2 separate regions of the Homo sapiens genome follow, and region 2 is linked to region 1. Evidence: chromatin loops called from intact Hi-C (ENCODE). Cell type or tissue: CD14-positive monocyte. All regions are shown on one strand. Links, peaks and the distances in the headings refer to the core of each region. The heading gives the core; the rest is flanking DNA. Region 1 overlaps LYST (lysosomal trafficking regulator). Region 2 overlaps LYST (lysosomal trafficking regulator).

What was found. Hi-C counts contacts between places; a loop is a spot of excess contacts. Peaks named below come from ENCODE experiments on the same cell type or tissue, not always from the same donor. Only the 100,000 strongest peaks of a DNase experiment are listed, where the experiment ranks them.
Region 2: a loop joins it to region 1, with 2.3 times the contacts of the local background. A loop is called at or near these places in 5 of 110 quality-filtered maps.

The regions. Positions count from the first base shown.
Region 1 is chr1:235,749,878-235,761,132 of GRCh38, forward strand. LYST (lysosomal trafficking regulator) reads right to left here. Exons shown (of 53, transcript NM_000081.4): 23 at 9,095-9,722; 24 at 7,404-7,581; 25 at 5,601-5,770; 26 at 3,167-3,397; 27 at 2,128-2,294; 28 at 1,333-1,485. Among named protein-coding and RNA genes, the nearest start is that of MIR1537, 98 kb to the right of the region's middle. RefSeq lists a silencer at 98-298. In CD14-positive monocyte, for the core only: no CTCF peak of the experiment used is centred there; no DNase peak of the experiment used is centred there; H3K27ac peaks cover 3,038 bases.
Region 2 is chr1:235,688,598-235,699,852 of GRCh38, forward strand. It overlaps LYST (lysosomal trafficking regulator), which reads right to left. Exons shown (of 53, transcript NM_000081.4): 46 at 8,486-8,675; 47 at 4,753-4,889. Among named protein-coding and RNA genes, the nearest start is that of GNG4, 44 kb to the left of the region's middle. In CD14-positive monocyte, for the core only: no CTCF peak of the experiment used is centred there; no DNase peak of the experiment used is centred there; H3K27ac peaks cover 1,040 bases.

The DNA.
Region 1 (11,255 bases), core at 1,658-9,657:
TCATTGACCAAATGGGAAATAGCAAGAGGACTATTGTGTTAGCCCAGGCACAAGGTGATAATTAACTAAAACCAGAGATCTAGAGATGGAAGCAGAGGAGGAACAGATGTGAGAATGAGAAGTATCAATACAAAAGAAACAGCAGGGGTAGTAAAGGTATACTTTCTGATATCAAGAGAGGGCAAATTCCATCTAAGCAGTCACTGACTACATAAGGAGTCCTGCAAAGGAAAGGTGTCCAGCAATCATGTTTTGGCATGCAGGAAGCTGAGCACTAATGCTAGAACTGATAAAGAATCTGTTTCTACTCAGGACAAAAGAGATGTACAACTGGGAGGGCAGCTCAAGAAGAGACAGTGCATTCAGATATTAAATAAGGAAGAATGTAGAGGGCAGTAAGTTTAGTTACATAGATGTTTTAGAAGTTTTATTTATATAAGTTTGATTTAGCATAATTTAAACATACTACTGCAAAACAATGGGTACTTGGTAGCTTTTCTTTACAAGTGAGTTTTTCACATGGTTTAAAATTTTTGCATAGCATTGAACACAGAAGTAGCTTAACACGGGTGAAAGAAAGATTTGAACTTAAGTGAATTTAAGACAGTAAGAGTGATTAAATTTCAAACAATTTACCAAATACTCTGGAGATGGTGTGTGTGTGTGCATGTGTACATGCATATTTATCCACTATGTATATATATGTATGTGTGTATATCCTGTGTATGTGGTGTTCATGTTATCTTTCTGGGTAAAGATGATAGCAGATTTTGTAGAAAAAATAAGGAAGACTAACAATATTAATGTTTATTATTTGATGACATTCTTCCTTATTTAATATCTGAATGCACTGTTTCTTCTTTAGCTGCCCTCCCAGTTGTACATCTCTTTTGTCCTGAGTAGAAACAGATTCTTTATCAGTTCTAGCATTAATGCTCAGCTTCCTGCATGCCACAACATGATTGCTGGACACCTTTCTCAGAGACTTCCCTAACTCCTGATGTAGATTGCCCTGTTATAATCTCTATTCCTACCCTCTACATTTCCCTACTATTTTACAATCTCTGCAGGGGCAGAATCTGTGTCTGTTTTTTTCATCATTGTATCTCCAATATTTAGCACAATGCTCAGCACATGGTAGGCAGGTGCTCAAGAAATAACTGAATGAGAAAAGCACTAAAAGTAAGGAGCAGAATAGTTTCCTTCAGGAAAAAATCTTTCTTAAATTTTATGTAAAACAAGAAATATTTTAAAAGTGTGAATGGCATAAGAACATAGGAAAGTCAAGCTAGCCTCAATTTATGGTTATTAAAATATGATTTCAATACTCGCCAGCAATGCTTTTCCGCTTTTGAACTACTGCATGATGGGGAGCAGAAGGTGACTGGAGTGAATCTGTGAGGTTTTCAGAGTCATGATTTGCGGTGGTCCTTATAAATTCCATAGCAGCCTGGAGAACTCTAAGCTGTAGTGCAACAGCCATATCTAAAAACAGAAGATACTAGAATGTTTTCAAGCTATGTGGTTACTAATTTTTTAATTGAACTGATTTTATGTATCATGACAATAATGTTTTGATATAAATTTTTAAATTTTGATCAGCATGGGGATGATGGTAGTAGACATTTTTAAATTCTTGTTAAAAGCAATTTTAAAGCAAATTTACAAATGGTCACTAAAAAACCTTCAATGGAAAAATATTAGCTCATAAATTTATTTCATTTTAAAAATTGTTTCAAAGAACAGGCTTTTTTTCTATATAAGGCAAAAGTTTAACCGGCAATTATCATATTTTTTGTTTCATATTCACTTTAATAATTACCATTAAAGAAAACTAAAGGGTATTACTATGCAACATACACTTTTAAATTCTACTTGGTAAGAAAAATCAGTGACATCTTTCACTTATGTATTGCCAACTACTAACTACATGGGGGAATCACTTTTTCTATTTTTGCCACTTTTTCAAGCCTTTTTAGGCTTCTTTTTAAAAACTGATAGATACTATTACAAAATTAATGTTAAACTTTTAGTAAAAGAGTTTCTAAGAAGAAAGAGATTGTGCTCAAATAACAGGTTTGTCTGTTATACAACTCCCTCCCCAAATTCATAAAAATTAAATCTTACTTTGTGTCCTCTTGTTTTTGCTATTTTGAAGATATCCAAGCATTACAATAAGGTCTTCAATAACCCTAAAATATTGTGAGCCTGAGGAACTGCAAGCATGAATTGTAACTGCTATGAAAAGTTGCTGTATATCACAAGCAAGCAATTTATATTCACTCATGGGAATGCTAAAGATAACAACAAAAGAAGAAAACAGAACATTTATAAGAAAAAGAACAAATAATTTAAGACACAGCTAACTGATTTAAATGGTTTAAATTCCTGTTCGACCAGCTTGCACTCATTCATGCAGTCATTCAGTATTTATTCATGCTTATTCTATGGCAAGTAATATGTAGTATGTATGCTAGAAATAGAAATAAGATACACTTTGACACCTGTCAGAAATACATAGTTTTACAGAGAACTGGACAAGTAAACAGATTACTATAAATAGTAAATGGTTGTAAGTGTAACACTAGAGATTAATACACGATACTATAAGAACACATAGGCAGTTTCTAGTCCACACTAAGGATGAAGATTGTGTGGGTATGAACAGGAACATTCTGCGAAGACTTTTCAGAGAAGGTGAATTTGACTAAATTAATTAACCTCTCTGAATCTCACTTGTATAAATTAGGGTTATTTTTAGGACTAAAAGAGGTAATAGATTTGCATTTATATTATTTATAAATATCCAATAAATATGAATTAGTTACTTCTGGTCTTCAATCTTAATCTTGATAATCTACCTCAATGTACGATATTAGGCCTACAATGCTTCTCTCCATCTGGGTTTTCCAAATCAAGAAAGGGTTAGAAACTAACTTGGGCCAGTTAATAAAGTAGCATACAGGGACATTCAGTAAATACAATTTCTTGCTTTTTTTTTCTTTCTTTCTGTTATTATTATTTTTTTACTTTTATTTTAGGTTCAGAGGTACACAGAAAGGCTTCTTACATAGGTAAACTCATGTAGTAAAGTAAACTAATACTAAAGTTTTCCTGTTCTAAAGTATTTATCAGATGTAATTTTAAATAATAATTTTAAACTTACTTCTTTTCTAATCCATTCAGGGCTGCTACTGTATTACATAACACATAGAGTAGACCATTATCCAGCAACATATCTGCTACCTTAGAACAAGAATTTAAAATTTGGAGAAGAAGTAAAAGAGCATTATGCAAGAGTATGTTGTCATATAGAGAGGTCTCTATTAGTCCCAGAATAGGAATGACAGACCACTTCTGAAACAATCCCATGTTTCTCACATCTTCCAGATCAAATCTATAATAAATAATACAGTTAAGAGCACATTAGAAACAATCACAAAATAAGAAAATATGATAGCAACTATGGGTCATCTTGCTAACTTGATTTTGAAGTCATAAAAACAAGTTGGGGGAGTAAGGATTCTTAACCTGTTTTTAAAATGACAGAGTCCCTCCAATAATAGGGTAAAAGCTGTTGCTAGAAGTCCATCCCAAGATAAATACACAAACATTCAAGTGAAATATGCATACAATTTCTTGGTTTTAACTGATTTATTTTAATTCATCCATGAGCCCTTTATGTCCAAAGAAACTATGTTTGGGGGCTTCAAGTGCACAGGAAAATTATTATTATTATTTTACATAGTATTTGAGAGACAGTGAGCTAGTAAAAAGAGGTCTAGCAAAAGGGAATGATTCTCGAGTTCTTATCCCAATACAACTTGCCTCTGGGATGGAATGAAATTAGCTAAGTATTTTGTGCCTCATTTTCCTTATCTGTCAAAAATATGTGGTGATATATGTCCTCTTTTCTTCTCAAGGCTATTGTGAGAATCAAATAAAGTAATGCACAATTGTTTCGTGAAAGCCAAAAGTTGTATGTAAATGAAAAGTAGCATTGAAACTACCATAACAATTTAGTAAATTCTTTAAGGTCTGAATTTGTCTATCACAATAAGGAGACACACGTTTCTCTCTATTCTATCATAAACAGAAATTACAGCTTAATTTCTGCCAAACTTTTGGTTTGGGAGAAAAATATTCTTTTATTTTTACACTTATTTGCTAATCCATCAGCATTCTACCAGGGTCAAAACTCAGCAATCAGTGTATCCAGGAATTCTAGGTGAGGGATTTACTCCTCTCCCAGATGACCTGAAGGCTCTGAGGAGAGTAAGGCGTTCCTATATGGATCCTTTATGTAATCTGTCACTGAGAATACATGAGCTATCTTTTTTTCTTTTCTTTTCTTTTTTTTTTTTTTTTTTTTGAGATGGAGTTTCACTCTTGTTGCCCAGGCTGAAGTGCAATTGTGCAATCCTGGCTCACTGTAACCTCTGCCTTCTGGGTTCAAGCGGTTCTCCTGCCTCAGCCTCTCAAGCAGATGGGATTACATGAATGTGCCACCACGCCCAGCAAATTTTGTATTTTTAGTACAGACAGTTTCATCATGTTGGTCAGGCTTGAACTCCTGACCTCAGGTGATCCACCTGCCTCTGCCTCCCAAAGTGTTGGGAGTACAGGCTTGAGCCACCACGCCCAGCCTCACCTGTCTTTTCAGTTAATCTTCTCATGTTAATACTATCTGCCAAATCTTAGCTATCACTTTCATCTGATGCAGCTTTTATTTGTTTCTAGTTTCTAACTAGTGAATGAACTATAAAGGATGAAGTTATATTAGAAAGAACATCATATGGCAAATAATACATTGATTTACCTGGAAAATTACTTTTAGCAGATTTTTTCTAAAGGTGACCAAAAGATTTCGTTAAGAGTGAGTTCACTAAATTTTACATTTAAGACAAAAGACCTTGCCGGGTGTGGTGGCCCACACCTATAATCCCAACACTTTGGGAGGCCAAGGCAGGAGGATGGCTTGAGGTCAGGAGTTTGAGACCAGCCTGGGAAACACTGCAAGACCCATCTCCACTAAAAGTAAAAAAAATTAGCCAAGTGTGGTGGTGCGTGCCTGTAATCTTAGCTACTCAAGAGGCTGAGGCAGGAGGATCCCTTGAATCTAGGAGTTCAAGGCTGCAATGAGCTGAGGCATGACTGTGTCTCTCTGCACTCCAGCCTGGGTGACAGAGTGAGACATTGTCTCAAAAAAAAAAAAAAAAAAAAAAAAAAAAGCCAGGCATAGTGGCTCACACCTGTAATCCCTGCACTTTGGGAGGCCAAGGCAGGCAGATCACGAGGTCAGGAGTTTGAGACCAGCCTGGCCAACATGGTGAAACCCCATCTCTACTAAAGATACAAAAAACTAGCCGGGCATGGTGGTACGTGCCTGTAATCCCAGCTACTCAGGAGGTTGAGGCAGGAGAATCGCTTGAACCTGGGAGGCGGAAGTTGCAGTGAGCCGAGATTGCACCATTGCACTCCAGCCTGGGCAACAGGGCGAGACTCCGTCTCAAAAGAAAAGAAAAGAAAAGAAAAGAAAAGAAAAGAAAAGAAAAAAGACAAAAGATTCCCAATTATAGTGGAGGGAAGAACACACTTACTCTTCATCAAGGCCAATATGTCGACCAAAGAACATTTCGATGAAGCATTCTAACAATTCTTGAGTTCCTCGATGAAGATACAACTGGTTGGCTAGCAAGGAAAATCCACGATTCTTCAGAAATTTATCTTTTTGTTCCTTAGATGCTCTAGCAAAATATGCATCTAATAGCTAAACAAAAAATTTAAGTCAATTTAGATAATGCATTAAAATTAAATATAATATATACAAATCAGTGTAACACAACTGTATTTGTAAATTAAGTTCATATGTACAGAAGAACACAGAAAGCTTAAAAAAATGCCACCACCACAGCAAAGCAGAAATGAATTTGTCTTTGGCTACTGTGGAATGCTAATGATGACTCCATCTTGGAGATCTTAATGTTTCTCTCATGGGGAAACTGGCATTTTTAGCTGAGCATGGACACCTGGTAGACTGGCAGCCTTAGTTGAGTATAAATAGAATATTTGTACCTAATGCTGAGAGGGAAAAAATCCGTAAACTATGCTCTCTCTGCAAATCTATATCTATATCTATATCTATATCTATATCTATATCTATATCTATATCTATATCTATATCTGTATCTATATCTATCCTAGACCTCTACTTCTAGGCTTCTTGACAGATTATTTATCCTGAGCACAGGCCTGAATTTCCACCCTTCTCTAGCATCTTAAATGCAACACGTGTAATACCAAATTAATCCTTCCACCTCTTTCTCCCCTTCAATGACTCTCACAGTAGTGATAGACTCCTTTCCCCCAGACACACATCTATTTATTCCCCTACTAAAAAAGCTTTCTAAGTTTACAGCATAACACAAAATATACTTTTTCCATGAATCCTTCCGTTTCCCCTATGCTCAATTCTCTATTAATACTGCCACTGCAGTACTCATCACAGAATTTCTTACGTTTTACTTAGTTAAGTATGAGACTCTCCCTTCTAGACTGTGAAATTCTTGAATGTAGGGGCTTATATTATTTCCCTTTATATACTATATTGCAACTAGCTCAGGGACTTACACATGAAATGCGAGCTCAATACTAGGTTGTATTGCAAGTGATTAAACAATACCTACATCCAAGCAAACTAAAGAAAAATGAGAATCTTTACAAGATTATTTTAATATTGGGTTGTTTTCTAATGGAAACTATTCATATCAAGCATTTACTCATTCAATAATATACTTAGTACCTATTACACAAGATGCCCACCCTCATGGAGCTTATATTTGTGAGAAATTTAAAAAACAAGTACACAGATTAATAAGATAATTACAAGACATAAATAGGATGCTATGATAGAATAAATAATAAGTAAGATTAGAGGGAAGTTATTTTGATAAGATCATCAGGGAAGGTCTTTTTGAAAAGGTGTCATCTAAGCTGAGAGCTGAAGTAAATGTCTAAAATTTGATAGTACACTGAAGAAGAGATTTCCAATGAACCACGTATTCCTTGTAATTTTTACAAAAGAGATTTACTAAGTGTTCAGATATGGGGATTTATTGGTAGATTTAAAAGACATATTGATATGAACCAACATATGGAGGGGGACTTAAAGCTGGATGATGCAAAAATATGACCATGTAACCAAAAACCCCTGTATCCCTAAAGCTATCAAAATAAAAAAAGTTTAAAAATATATGAGTATTAAGTAACAAACTATATTAGTTCATTATTCTAAAATATAAAAGAGAGATTTAGGTCTACTTTAATGTATATACTCAAAATTTTAAATTACATATATATTTATTTTTCTGAATTAAAATAACATATCTAGTATTTGCCCTTACTTTAATAACACCTTGTTGTATAGCTGGTGATGGGTGGTTAACGAGGACCAAAAGTGTATCTGCTTGAATAAGCTTGTCCATCACATCTTCAAGCAAAACATCAGGCAGGATAAGAAGAACCCCACTTAGGAGTTCATATAATCCACAGCATATAGGTACCAAACAGTCTTCAGTTACACTAAAACAGAGACCAAAAAAGTCTTACTAACATGACAAGAAAAGTACTTGATGATTACCTTAGGAACTGTGACAAGTAGTAGCATTTTTTAACAGGTGAAACAAATGTTCATAATGCTTAAGAAATGTTTCCTAATTTAACTGTGATTAACAAATTTACCATCACTTTTTATCATTGATTTTTTTGGGCATATAGTCTACTAACACTATTCAATTGTACATCTCTGATGTCTAATACAGTAGTCACTGTCACTTATGCTATTTATTTAAACTAAAAATTCAGTTCCTCAGTTGCATCAGCCACATTTCAAGTGCTCAGTAGGCATATGTGGCTAGTGCTGACTGTATTAGACAGCATGAATAAAACATGTCCATCATTGCAGAAAGTTTCACTGGACATTGCTACTTGAGATGCTATTGGAAATGTTTTTTTTTTTTTTTTCACCAAGGAAGAAACAGCTTTATTAGGAGTCTAGGCATGTCAGAAAAACCCAGTTCACTCACAGAGAAGAGAGGCAAATATTGGTACAGGGGAAGAATCTAGCATTACAGAATATCCTCTCAAGAACCAAGTGTGAAAATAAAACCTCCATCTAAATATCCTAACAAATGCTGCTGGGTTTAGCCCAGGTGAAACTTCTGGAAGCTCCTGGTGAAAGGAGATTTTTTTCATAAAAGGAATGCTCTCTAGCACTGCTGCATTTCAGCTCCATATAAAGTTATGGGTCTGCGATAGCAGAAGTAGAGGAAAATATAAGGGGGATATCTCATCACCAAAGCAAGGTCATCTGTGTCCAGGTGACAGAGGAACCTTAAGTTTCTGGAGAGAGAACAAACTGGGGTAGCAGAAGGAAAATGGCTGAAGAAATACAACGCCTAGGCAATGTCTGTCATAACATGGAGGACTCTGTGCAGTCTGGTGACAGCCTGTCCTGGGAAACACTGGTATTGCTTTCTGAGGCCATTTTAGCTTTCTTCTGACTTCATCCAGAGAAGAACTGCCAATGTTCAGCACTAAGACCTGCATTATAATTACCTGAGTGGAATGGAGCAGCCACCCTATGACACCTGTTCCTCTTCCCTTCTGGAGCCGTCACTTGTCTCTGATCAAGTAAGATGTTACTCAGGACAGGCCCAGTCTAGAAATCACTCCCACCTTCACATGAGCACCAAGTGGACAGAATCATTCTCATGAGTCAAAGCTCTAGATAAATCCTATCGTTTCTCTGTCCTGAAGAATTTTCCTTAATAACTATAAGGAATTAAACCACAATATATATTTTTTAAGTGCTACTTATGGTTTAGATTTTGGTTAAATATGGAATTCAATATTATCTAGTCTTAAAATAAGGAAAAATATATCTTTCTGTTTGTTATTATTATGTATATAAAGAAATAAACTTTTCTGTTTGTTGTATTATAAGTGGCATAATGAAGACGTTTCCAGAGGGGTAGAGAGTCTTTAAAGAATAGTAAAATAAAGGTGGGAGGAGTGTACAAAAACACATAAGTACCTGTGAGCACTTGCAGTTCGGTTGTAATTTGGCTCATAACCAAGAGAATAGGCAAAGTTTTCCCAATCATCAGTGTTTCTATCAACAAGACTTGGCCAACGGCCAACAGCTGCAGATCCGTTCTGTGAAGGAAAAGCTAGCCCAAGGCTTGCAATAGTGCTGTGGCTTCGCTGGAAGGAGGCCAATCCCTTTAGGTAATCAGGTCGGCGTGGGCAGGACTCATCCCCAGGACTGTCATCTTCTGACCTGGGTTCTGCTCCCAACTGTTTATGATCTGCTTTGACCACTGGAAATCCCAGCACTCCCTTTGGGACATCACTGACAGAGACCTGGGCTGAGAGGACAGCTTCCATTTCACAAACAGTTTTTGCAGACTCACAGCTACTGATGAATGCGTCCTCTTTGCCTTTTTTCAGTGTGTCGGAACTCCCCAAAGAATTTTGTTTCTTTGATTGGGTGGCAACATAAGTATCTGCAATATTTTGTAACCTGTCGATACTACAACCCAAACTTCCAGTCAGTTTTTGTGATTGCGTTAGTAGTGAAGAAGTAGGGAATGCTGGTAGGCTTCTAGAACGCAGCATATGGGCGGCCATCTGTTGTGGAATAATATTAGAGGAATTCTCTCCTGGTAAGAGTAGATACAAAAATACTACTTAAAAATCTATTAAGTGGAACCACCTCTCTTTTGCATTATAAATCACAACCACAGCAAAAGCCCATTTATCTAGCACTGTTAAAATCCATATAGGTTAATTTTACAAGTAACTAATGCTTAAAATTCCTTTACTTTTTCTTAAGAGACAGGGTCTTGCTCTCTTACCTACTGAAGTGCAGTGACACAATCACAGCTTACTGCAGCCTCTAACTCCTGGACTCAAGACAGCCTCCCACCTCAGACTCCAAGCAGCTGGGACTATAGGCATGCACCCCACACCTGGCTTAATGCTTAAAATTCTTAAATGCCAAAACTATTTTTATTTTAACCACTTTTTATTAATATCTTCCCAAAACATATGTTTTTTCCTGTCTTCTTAACAAAATACAGTATTGACTGAATGATTCAAAGTCATTAGGATTAATGGTTCTACTGTGCTGAATTTAAGTGAATTAAGTGAAACTCAATTTACCTCAGGCTAGCAGTTACCAGGATGTAGTGGAAAGAGTGTGGGCTTTGCAACTAGATATAATTGGATTCAAATGATAGTGAAGTGGTCCAAGGTAAATCACTTAATTGTACTACAGTTTCTACAAATGTAAAATGAGGGTTCAGAATATCTACTTTGCAGGGTGGCTTTAAAGATTGAGATTATATTTGTGATGCACCTAGCATAGAGCTCAACATATAACAGGTGCTCAAAAAATGGTAGTACTTGTTGTTACTAGCCTAAACAGCCCTAGACAGTTCTCTCTCTCCTCCATTTTTGCAGTCACTTCTTGCTGTTATTAGTGAGAATAGTTTCTTTTCTTGTCACAGCTCTCTAATTTACTGCTTCTAATATTCTATGCAGGAAGACACCAGAAAAATTATTTTCATTGTAGTGCATGGGATACAAGTGCATGCCATTCAAGGTGTGGTCTGTGGACTGGTAGCATGGGCATCAATACCACCTGTGGGATTGTTGGGACTTCACATTCTCAGGCTCCACCCTAGATCTACTGATACAGAATGTATGAGAGAGGGGCCCAGGAATCAGTGTCAACAGCTCTCCAGGTGATTCTTTTGCAGGTTAAAATTTGAGACCATGAACACAGAGTAAACAGGCATTAAATGAACTGCTTTAGAGCATAGACTCTGTGGCAATAAAATAGCTCCATAGCTCAGAATCTTTTTCTAGTTATTTCTGGATTTGGGCTAGAGGGCTAAAGTTGCCAAAAGATTCTCTTCAAAAGATCTGGAAAAAATGGGGGTATGATTGTATTTGAAAATGTTTCAACATGACAGATGATTTAAAAAACAAATATGTCCTGTAAAATTCCAAATAAAACTAATTCAAAAAGGCCAGGTGCAGTGGCTTGAGCCTGTAATCTCAGCACTTTGGGAGGCAGAGGTGGGTGGCTCACTTGAGCCCAAGAGTTCAAGACCAGCCTGGGCAAAAAGGCAAAACCCTATCTCATTTATTTAAAAAAAATTTTTTTTAAAAAGAAAAGGAAAACTAAT
Region 2 (11,255 bases), core at 1,826-9,825, 61 kb before region 1:
CAACATGAAGGCACACAGCCGTCAGGACTCTAGACTCTACTGATGATGATGAAATTGATCATATAAGTGAAATCTCAGAGCGTGAGTCTTTATATAACAAAATCCTGGCTGGGCACAGTGGCTCATGCCTGTAACCCAGCACTTTGGGAGGCCGAGGCGGGCGGATCATGAGGTCAGGAGATCGAGACCATCCTGGCTAACATGGTGAAACCCCGTCTCTACTAAACATACAAAAAAATTAGCTGGGTGTGGTGGCACGCACCTGTAGTCCCAGGTACTAGGGACGGTGAGGCAGGAGAATCGCTTGAACCCAGGAGGGGGAGGTTGCAGTGAGCCGAGATCGCACCACTGCACTCCAGCCTGGCAACAGAGTGAGACTCCGTCTCAAATAATAATAATAATAATAATAATAATAATAATAATAATAATAACAACAACAACAACAACAACAATAATATCCTAGCTGAATTTTCTCAAATCAAAGAATTAATGGGTGAACAAAAATATATCTTTAGAAATGTATCTCTAGATGAAAATGCAATATAGTATTCTCATCCAGTTTAGTCATTTGACTCAAAGTATCACACAATGTCATCACATCTTGTTTTGCTAACAGGACTTGTGATAGTGTTCTTTCATCTTTATTTTCATCTATTATGATACAAATAATTTTGCAATGTTTAAATTCTTTTATATACATGAAATATTATTCAGCCTTTAAAAAGATGGAAATCCTGTTATTTGTGATAACACAAATGACCCTGGGGGACACTGTATTAAGTAAAATCTGCCAGGCACAGAAAGACAAATACTGTATGATCCTGCTCCTATGTGGAATCTAAAAAAAGCTGAACTACAGAGAGTAGAGTAGCAGTAGCCAGGGGCTGAGAGTGCTGGTAATGTGTGTGGAATGGAGAGATGGTGGTCAAAGGGTACAGGTTTCAGTTGTGCAGGATGATTACGTTCTGGAGATCTAACGTAGAGGATGGTGACTACTGTTAATAATACTGTGTTGTATTCTTGAAATTTGCTAAGATAGTAGATCTTAAATATTCTCATCACACACGTAAAAAATGCTAACTATGTGAGGTGACGAATGTGTTAATTAGCCTGACTGTAGTAATCATTTCACAATGTATATATACATGTATTAAAACATCACATTGTATACCTTAAATATATACAATTTTATTTGTCAATTTTATCCCAATAAAGCTAGAAAAAAATAAAAATAAGAATTTTAAACAACTTTATTCAAGCTTTGGATCTGCTAAACTAACAAGTCAATTTACTTGGCAAAAACAATTTGACTAAATGCTTGTCTTTGTACTGGTGAAAATAAATTAGTGAATCGGAAAGCATCTTTAAAGTTATTTGTTCATCTTTGTCCTCTCTTCACACCACATCAATCTAATGTAACAGTACCCAACTCTTAAATAGAAGGAATGCCTAGTAATTAAAGGTGTAAAGAATTTGATTGAAAGCTTATGTTATATCTTTAACATTGCGTTGAAAACATTCAATTAATACTGATGATGATTTCATTTTTCTTCACTTTTCATTGGAAAGTCAAGATGTTTGTAAATACAGATTACTGATGACAGCAATGAGTTAAATCTGCTCATAAATTTGTGTCAGTGTATTTTGACAGGTAGAATGTATTGTATATCTAACTCCCACTGTACATATTTGTCTGTTTTTCCCAATTTATAATAATCCCAAAAAGGGTGCAGTAAGGGACATACTGATTCTATAATATGTTTTTGTGTTTTCATTTATTTTGTAGACTCATTTCCAATTTAGTTATACTACAAGCTTTGCCATGATTTATGGTTATAACTTGTTTGTGTTTGGATATATATATTTCTATCTGCATACAAAGGCTCTGGTTAATGCAGCCTGATGTTTCAAAACTAAAAAAAAAATCTTATTAAAGTTCCTAGTAAAGTTGTTTTTCACTGTCTCTTTATTCTTACTTCTGTCAGTTTCCTGGTAAGCTATATAACAAATGGTGGCAATATTTTGGTCAGGGATATTGAGGGTTATGCAAACAAGGCACTGCTCCTCTTGCTTTCACTGCTAAACATTCCCCTAAGTAGCTTCCTCCATTTCTAAAGAGCTCAGGGAATGGGATACATTTTAGGACACATGATAAGGCAGCAGGTGTTATGCAGGTAATGGAAATCAGAGGATGAATGGTAAGAGAACTTCCCATGGAAAGAGAGTCAAAAAAGAAGGCTGTCCATACGATTTACAGTCTGGAACGGTTGCAGCAGCATACTGTATATTTACATGGTATTTTACAGTTTACAAGTTTCTTTTTTTTTTTTTTCCCTTGAGACAGAGTCTCGTTCTGTTGCCCAGGCTGGAGTGCAGTGGTGCAATCTTGGCTCACTGCAAGCTCCGCCTCCCGGGTTCACGCCATTCTCCTGCCTCAGCCTCCCGAGTAGCTGGGACTACAGGCGCCCGCCACCACGCCCAGCTAATTTTTTTTGTATTTTTAGTAGAGACGGGGTTTCACTGTGTTAGCCAGGATGGTCTCGATCTCCTGACCTTGTGATCCGCCCGCCTCGGCCTCCCAAAGCGCTGGGATAACAGGCTTGAGCCACCGCGCCTGGCTACAGTTTACAAGTTTCTTTCACAAACACTGGAAACATTTTACAGCAGCTTTCTGAGAAAGAAGTGTGAGTACTATTATCTTGGTTGTAATGAGGAGGAAAGAAACTCAAGTTTGGAGAGATTAAGTTACTAGTCAAAGGCTGCAGTTAGTATATAACGAAGCTGGGACACTAACAAAGATCACAGGGCTTTAGGCCCAATGTTCTTTCTACTATACATGATGTCTGAATAACCAGTCCATTTAGGAAAAATCAGGTATAAAAGATGGCACTATGGTTACAGAAAATGACCTAATGACAAAGGTGAGTGAACACTGAGAAGAAGGCAATGCTGATTTGGTTCAAACACTATGCCCTTCACTGATGTTGAGCAGGAGATTTTGATAATATTCTCTCAATGAGAAAATGGGTAGAAAACAAATTTGGGGGACACAAATAGTGGTAGTTAGGAAGTCTGTAAGTACTATAAACATCAGATTCTCTCTTTTTTTTTTTTTTGAGATGGAGTTTTGCTCTGGTTGCTGATGCTGGAGCGCAATGGCACGATCTCAGCTCACTGCAACCTCTGCCTCCCAGGTTCAAGTGATTCTCCTGCCTCAGCCTCCCGAGTAGCTGGGATTTACAGGTGCCCACCACCATGCGTGGCTAATTTTTGCATTTTTCATAGAGGCAGGGTTTCACCATGTTGGCCAGGCTGGTCTCGAACTCCTGACCTCAGGTGATCCCCGCACCTTGGCCTCCCAAAGTGCTAGGATTACAGGCGTGAGCCACCATGCCCAGCCTAACATCAGATTCTTGACTGGACAAATTGCAGGATATTAAAAACTGGCTGCTTGGCTGGGCACAGTGGCTCACGCATGTAATCCCAGCACTTTGGGAGGCTGAGGCGGGAGAATCACCTGAGGTCAGGAGTTCGAGACCAACCTGGCTAACATGGTGAAACCCCGTCCCTACTAAAAATACAAAAATTAGCCAAGTGTGGTGGCACATGCCTGTAGTCCCAGCTACTTCGGAAGCTGAGGCAGGAGAATTGCTTGAATCCGGGAGGCGGAGGTTGCAGTGGGCACAGATCACACCACTGTACTCCAGCCTGGGCGATGGAGCGAGACTTCATCTCATAACAAACCAACCAACCAACCAACCAACCAACCTAGCTGCTATCAGTCTGACTCTTTTTTTTTTAAGATGGAGTCTCGCTCTTGTCACCCAGGCTGGAATGCAATGGCGTGATCTTGGCTCACTGCAACCTCTGCCTCCTGGGTTCAAGCGATTCTCCTGCCTCAGCCTCCTGAGTAGCTGGAATTACAGGAATGTGCCACCATGCCTGGCTAATTTTTTTTGTATTTTTAGTAGAGATGGGTTTTCCCCGTGTTGGCCAGGCTGGTCTTGAACTCCTGACCTCAGGCGATCTGCCCGCCTCAGCCTCCCAAAGTGCTGGGATTACAGGCATGAGCCACTGTGCCCAGCCAGTCTGACTCATTTTTATGCATTAACCATTATAAAGATACCACAAAAACGTTTACATGGGCCAGACACAGTGGCTCACTGTAATCCCAGCACTCTGGGAGGCCAAGGCGGGTGAATCATTTGAGTCCAGGAGTTTGAGGCCAGCCTGGGCAACATGGAGAAACCCTATCTCCACAGATAATATAAAAATTATCCAGGCATGGTGGCACGCACCTGTAGTCCCAGCTACTTGGGAAGCTGAGGGAGGAGGATCACTTGAGTCTGGGAGGTGGAGGGTGCAGTTAGCTGAGAGTGTGCTTTTGCACTCCAGCCTGGGCAACAGAGCGACACTCTAAAATTAAAAAAAAAGTTGGCCAGGTGTGGTGGCTCACACCTGTAATCCCAGCACTTTGGGAGGCCAAGGCGGGCAGATAACAAGGTCAGGAGATCGAGACCATCCTTGCTAACACGATGAAATCCCGTCTCTACTAAAAGAATACAAAAAGTCAGCTGGGCGTGGTGGCAGGTGCCTGTAGTCCCAGCTACTTGGGAGGCTGAGGCAGGAGAATGGCGTGAGCCGGGAGGTGGAGCTTGCAGTGAGCCAAGATGTGTCACTGCGCTCCAGCTTGGGCGGCAGAGTGAGACTCCGTCTTAAAAATAAATAAATAAAATAAAATAAAGTGTTTACCTGGTACTGTTGTGAACTTTGAATAAAGTTTACTGGAGGCTCACTTTGTTTACTCTTCAACCTTAAAATATTATCAGCATATCCCCAGCTCAGGATGGCTGACCACTGAATGTCCGTACTGTTCATGCTTCTCACACCTCAAGGAGAAGGAGAAAGAAAAGTATCAGATTGTCACTGCTCGACTGTTACATGACAGCCCAAAACTGGCAGATTAAAGGGTGAAGTTTACATAGCAGAACATATCATTTGGTGCAAGACCATCTTTAAATCTCTAAAATGGAACAATTTTTTAGTTTTATTCCTTTAATGCTAACAGGGTTCTCAGGGTGGGATTATATTTTTTCACTTGTGTTGTTTTGACTGGGATTTGTTTGACTCAGAACTAAAATTTCTGTTAAGAAATTATTATAAAAGACAGTAATAGTGAAGCTTACTCTATTCATGTTCTGAGACACCTTTTCTTTTAAAAATAAATATGAACTAGATACTATTTAACTTTCTAGATACCCAGGATAGACAACTGTTAGTAGCAGGAAGATAACACTGCTAGAGTGGAAGCAACACCTAGCCTGAGAAGGGATCATTTAATCCTGTCAACTGCAGGACTGTGTATGGTAGACCTTCATTCAATTCAAGGAGGCTCTGTTCTTCTCTTCTTCTTCTTTTTTTTTTTTTTTTGAGACAGAGTCTCGCTCTGTCACCCAGGCTGAAGTGCCGTGGCGCAATCTCGGCTCACTGCAACCTCCGCTTCCTGGGTTCAGGTGATTCTCGTGCCTCAGCCTCCCCAGCAGCTGGGACTACAGGCGCTCGCCACCATGCCCGGCTGATTTTTTTTTTGTATTTTTAGTAGAGACGGGGTTTCATCATGTTGGCCAGGCTGGTCTCGAACTCCTGACCTCAAGTGATCTGCCCGCCTCGGCCTCCCAAAGTGCTGGGATTACAGGCTTGAGCCACTGTGCCCAGCCCTCTCTCTTTTTTACAACATAGTATGATGTTCTCTTGGCATAAAAATTTGGAAATTTTGACATCATTTCCCAGTACTATTAATTATCTATGCTTTGTTGGTATGCTGAATATAGCTAAATGCAGCATATATGCTGTAAATGGTACTGCCCTTGAAACTTGCAATGTTTTAAGTTCCTAAAGGAGAGACAATGTGCTTTATTTATTCCAGTACCTAGCAGAATACCCAGAAGTAGATGAGTATAACAAATAAATATTTCTTGAATGAATCAACAGCATAGTGAAAATAGGCAATTCACAGCTTTTTGTTTTGCTGAGTAAAATAAGAAATGTTGACAACATTTTGTAACAAAAGAATTGGAATATACTCACTAAATAGAAACTCCTCTAAATATAAGCTGCTAGGGAAAGGAACCACATATCATGAGTCTTGAGTCCTCTCAAAATCTGCCATGATGCCTGGCATGCAGCAAGTGCTCCATAAACCAAGGTTTCTCATTCCAGTACCACAAGAGGCATCATCTTTTTTTTTTTCTTTCAGAAAAAGAAACTTCTCCTTTAACTATTAGGACAGTATATCTTAAATAGGATCTATTAAAATTGAATCTAAAATTGATTTTCAGCATGTATAAGCTTGGACTCAAGCCCCAGAGATTCTGATGCAGTGTGTCTCTTGTGTTAACAAGTGACCTAACTTTCATCTGTAAGCTACAACATTGTTCAGTCAATGCCTCTCTAGAATGTCTATGTGGACTGTTCCTTGCTGGGTCTAGTGTTGAGTGTATGTAGTAAACACTGACCTCTCCCAGACCCTAGGGTATTTACAGGCCAATAAGCATTTATTAAGCACTTAGAATGAACCAGGCACTGTGCTAATCATCCCCATACATTATTGTATTGAATCCTTACAGAAAATTACCCTGTGAGGTAAATTATTTTGTTATTCCTACTTTATAGATCAAAAGCCAGGATTTGCAAAGCACGAAGTTAACTTCCCCAAGGCCACATAGCTAGTAAGCAGCAGGGCAAGGATGCAAAACTCAGGAACTGCCTGTGGAGGCCATGGAGGAAACTGTTCTATTAAACTACTGCTCTGGACATACCCAGGTTCTGACAAATTCCAAATACATTGTGCGAAGAAATTAAGTGTAATTTGAGCGAACATAGCTATTAAGGGCACACTAAGGGTTCATGACTGTAGTGGCACAAATAAGATAGGCTTAGAATATGTTTGACATGCTTAAGTCCCATAATGCAAAGTGATAATACCTGCTCTTTCTCTTTTGCTCAACAGAGAGAAACTTTACAGTACTCTAATTTTTTTTTTTTTTTTTTTTTGAGACGGAGTCTTGCTCTGTCTCCCAGGCTGGAGTGCAATGGTGCGATCTTGGCTCACTGCAAGCTCCGCCTCATGGGTTCACGCCATTCTCCTGCCTCAGCCTCCCGAGTAGCTGGGACTACAGGAGCCCGCCACCACGCCCGGCTAATTTTTTTTTGTATTTTTAGTAGAGACGGGGTTTCACCGTGTTAACCAGGATGGTCTCGATCTCCTGACTTCGTGATCTGCCCGCCTCAGCTTTCCAAAGTGCTGGGATTACAGGCTTGAGCCACCGCACCCAGCCTACTGTACTCTAATTTTTTAAAGGTAAATAATTCACACATGTTGGTACTTTGGTATTATTAGTAAATTACTTGTAAATTGCCTCATAACTAATTGTAACATACTAGTAAGAATGAACCATTGATAACACAATAATTATGATTAAACAGTTCTACCCTATCCTATTAACTCACTAAACATAGATAAAACGGTATGCATCCTCTCTTATTTCTAACAACTATAAAACAATCATTCATTTCATGACAGAAATAAGAGTGAGCCTAAAAGAACTATGGCCCAGCTAGCATACCTAATTTCTTTAAGTGACTGATGTTTTCTCTGGGTGCTGGCACCTTTGTATTGCAGGTTGGGTGGAAGGCTATATATGGCTCCCAAAGAGCACAGTGCACAGAAGGTAATGGTAATTGCCAGCAGTGCTGGCTGCTAACAGGCATCTAGTCCACACACTGGCTTTTAGGCAAGTCTGCATTTAACCTGATAGAAACAGATGAGTGCCCTAGGTCATTCATTTTGGTGCCCCATGTCCACAGTAAGTAGGAAGAGTTCTTTTGTTTCTAGTGAAATGGCTAATTTGGAATGGCTGAGGGACTGCTCAAATGCAAAATGTCCCTAGTTTTCCAGTGTCTAGTTGACATTTAGAAACATGAAGAGGCCTCTACTGCACAGCACTTTCCCACATGTTGCTTTTAGTGAGTCAGTATGTGGGGAGTCAGAAAAGGATTGGTTTTCAGGAATACGTGTCTTTAAAACCTATTTTCAAGGCTATCTCGACATCCTTGTTGTGTTTGTTGCTTAAACCCATGACTATATCTTCTGAGATGGTAGATTTGTTGGTCAAATACGTCTGTCTATTCTGGGGCTCAACAGCCTCAAAGTGTACATTTCTGCCAAATCGATAACATCTTCATTTTGTGAACATAACCATCTATTCTTGTCCCCTTCAAGTTCCTCCTCTCATTTCAAATAGCACTGCATTTAACTCTCTGTTTTTTCATGTAGCATGTTTTCATTCCTACTTTGCACTAAATAACCACAAATTTGAGCTGAGTTTTTCCACCAAGGACTCAAAGTAGCAGCACAGATGAGCTAGAAATACTCAAATCTCACGAAAGATATATCCAGAATGATCTTCGTTACATTTTATTTTACCTTGTTCCTTGCTATATGTCATCAGAAGACAGAAATTCCGTGACAAACCACAGATTGCTCTGGTGGGCAGAGCCTGGAGAGAGCCAAATCTTTCTCCGTGGGGCTGGCTGAAGCAGACCACAGGTACTGGAGCACTGGGGGAACCCACGTATTCCCCCCATTTCAAGCCTTTTATCCATGACAAAGGACTCTAAAATGAAGAAAAATAAAAAGTATGGCTTTTTAAAAGGTGGTAAGTGTAGAATTACTTCTAATTTAAGCTCTAAACAAAGTAAGAGAAAGTAATATGGATTATAAGCTCTGTAAGGGCAATAATTATTTTACGCATTTTTTTTTACTTCCCCATGCTTAGCGTATAGAAATATTTGTCCCTTATTTGAGTTTTACTCTGTGGTTCTGGCCTAATTTGCATGAAAATATGTGGTTAATAATTCAAAATTCCTTGAAATTTGAGCAGAGAAAAAAATTTAGTACATTTCTTATTTCTAGTTGAAATACCTAAACTAAAGTTGATACTTACTGGAGGACTGTAATTTGGTAGTATGACAAGCCATATGTACATATGGTAATAGAAATCAAGACCACATGTAGCACAGGAAACCTCACTCAGCTATGAGCTCCTTGAAGAGAGGGAACACCTCTGATTCATCTATGTGCCTGGAACATAGCAGGTTCTCATCTCAAATAGATACGTGATGAGTGAAAGGGAAAGTGTTTATCTATGGAACATATTGCGAGGATTAGAGAATCTCTAGCCAGTACTAGAGAAGAAAAGAGATGAGAAAGAATTGTCAGTGAAAAATAAAAGGTAGAGCTTGAAGAACAATAGGATTTGGGGGAAGAAAGGTGAGTGAAGACTCTAGAGAGATACCCATTTGGCTGCCCACGAACGGTAATGAAAAGGTTTCCTCCACTTCAAGCAAAAACAGTTATTAAAAAGTTTCAAAATGAAGAAGAAAAGACATGATGCCCTTTTAAAGAGTTTCCCCAAATAGTTCTATTCTTTTTGTTCTCCTTATGACTGTTTTATCCTCTACTGAACTCTTCTTTTTTAATGGATTCCCTCCTTTTATACATTTAAGAGTTTAACCCATTATTTTACTTTCAACTCTTCAGAGGAAATGCTACATAAAATAAAAATAATATATTAAGCAATTTTCAGTCATTTCTGTAAAAAACCTGATTTTTAGTGAAACTTGCTTATGTCATTTTCCAAATAAATGAAAAAAAAGGCATCACTGACGTATAGACTATCTTTTAAAAAAATCGTGCCACTTTAGGAGCTCTAATAATTCTGTCAGACTATTTAGGGGACATGTTAAATGATATCATAGTGGTCTAAAAAATGAGTATCTCTGGAAAAGCTTAAGAGCTTCAGGAATGCTCATGTGGGAACAGAGACGTTAGGGTCAGGCATTTTGAAAACAAGCTTCTAAAATTTTGTCTAACAGTGTTTTTTTGTGGCTCCCCTGTGGGATCCAAATCTATCAATATTAAAGTTGAGAAAGGCCGGGCGCGGTGGCTCAAGCCTGTAATCCCAGCACTTTGGGAGGCCGAGGCGGGCGGATCATGAAGTCAGGAGATCAAGACCATCCTGGTTAACATGGTGAAACCCTGTCTCTACTAAAAATACAAAAAAATTTAACTGGGCGTGGTGGCGGGTGCCTGCAGTCCCAGCTGCTCGGGAGGCTGAGGCAGGAGAATGGCATGAACCTGGGAGGCAGAGCTTGCAGTAAGCCGAGATCACGCCACTGCACTTCAGTCTGGGCAACAAAGCAAGACTCTGTCTCAAAAAAACAAAAACAAAAACAAAAAAAATCAACAAATAAAGTTGAGAAAAATGTGTGTGCTAAATTTTAGTTATAATTTATCATTCACAATTCCTTGCCAGGAATTCATATAAAAGGAACTTCCTTTTATATGAGTTGCAGAGTTTAAACTTCTAGTTTTTCAATGACACAGAAAGATACAAGGGCAACTGTTTTATATCATAGCATATTTATGATCATTATTCTCCTTTCTTTTTTTTACTTTAGTTCTGGGATACATGTGCAGAACGTGCAGGTTTGTTACATAGGTATACGTGTGCCATGGTGGTTTGCTGCACCTATCAACCCATCATCTAGGTTTTGTCTTGATGCTCTCTCTCCCATCCCCACCAACTCCACCGCGTGGCCCCAGGGTGTGTTTTTCCCCTCCCTGTGTCCATGTGTTCTCATTGTTCAACTCCCACTTATGAGTGAGAACAAGCGGTGTCTGGTTTTCTGTTCTTGTGTTAGTTTGCTGAGGATGAGGGCTTCCAGCTTCATCCATGTCCCTGCAAATGACATGATCTCATTATTTTTTACGGCTGCATAGTATTTCATGGTATATATTTTCTTTATCTAGTCTATCATTGATGGGCATTTGTGTTGGTTCCATGTCTTTGCTATAGTAAATAGTGCTGCAATAAACATACGAGTGCATGTGTCTTTAGAGTAGAATGATTTATATTCCTTTGAGTATATACCCAGTAATGGGATTGCTGAGTCAAATGGTACTTCTGGTTCTAGATCCTTGAGGAATTGCCACACTGTCTTCCACAAGGGTTGAACTAATTTACATTCCCACTAACGGTGTAAAAGCGTTCCTATTTCTCCACAGCCTCACCAGCATCCATTGTTCCTTGACTTTTTAATAATCGCCATTCTGATTGGTGTGAGATGGTATCTCCTTGTGGTTTTGATTTGCATTTCTCTAATGATCAGTGATCCTGAGCTTTTTTCCAACA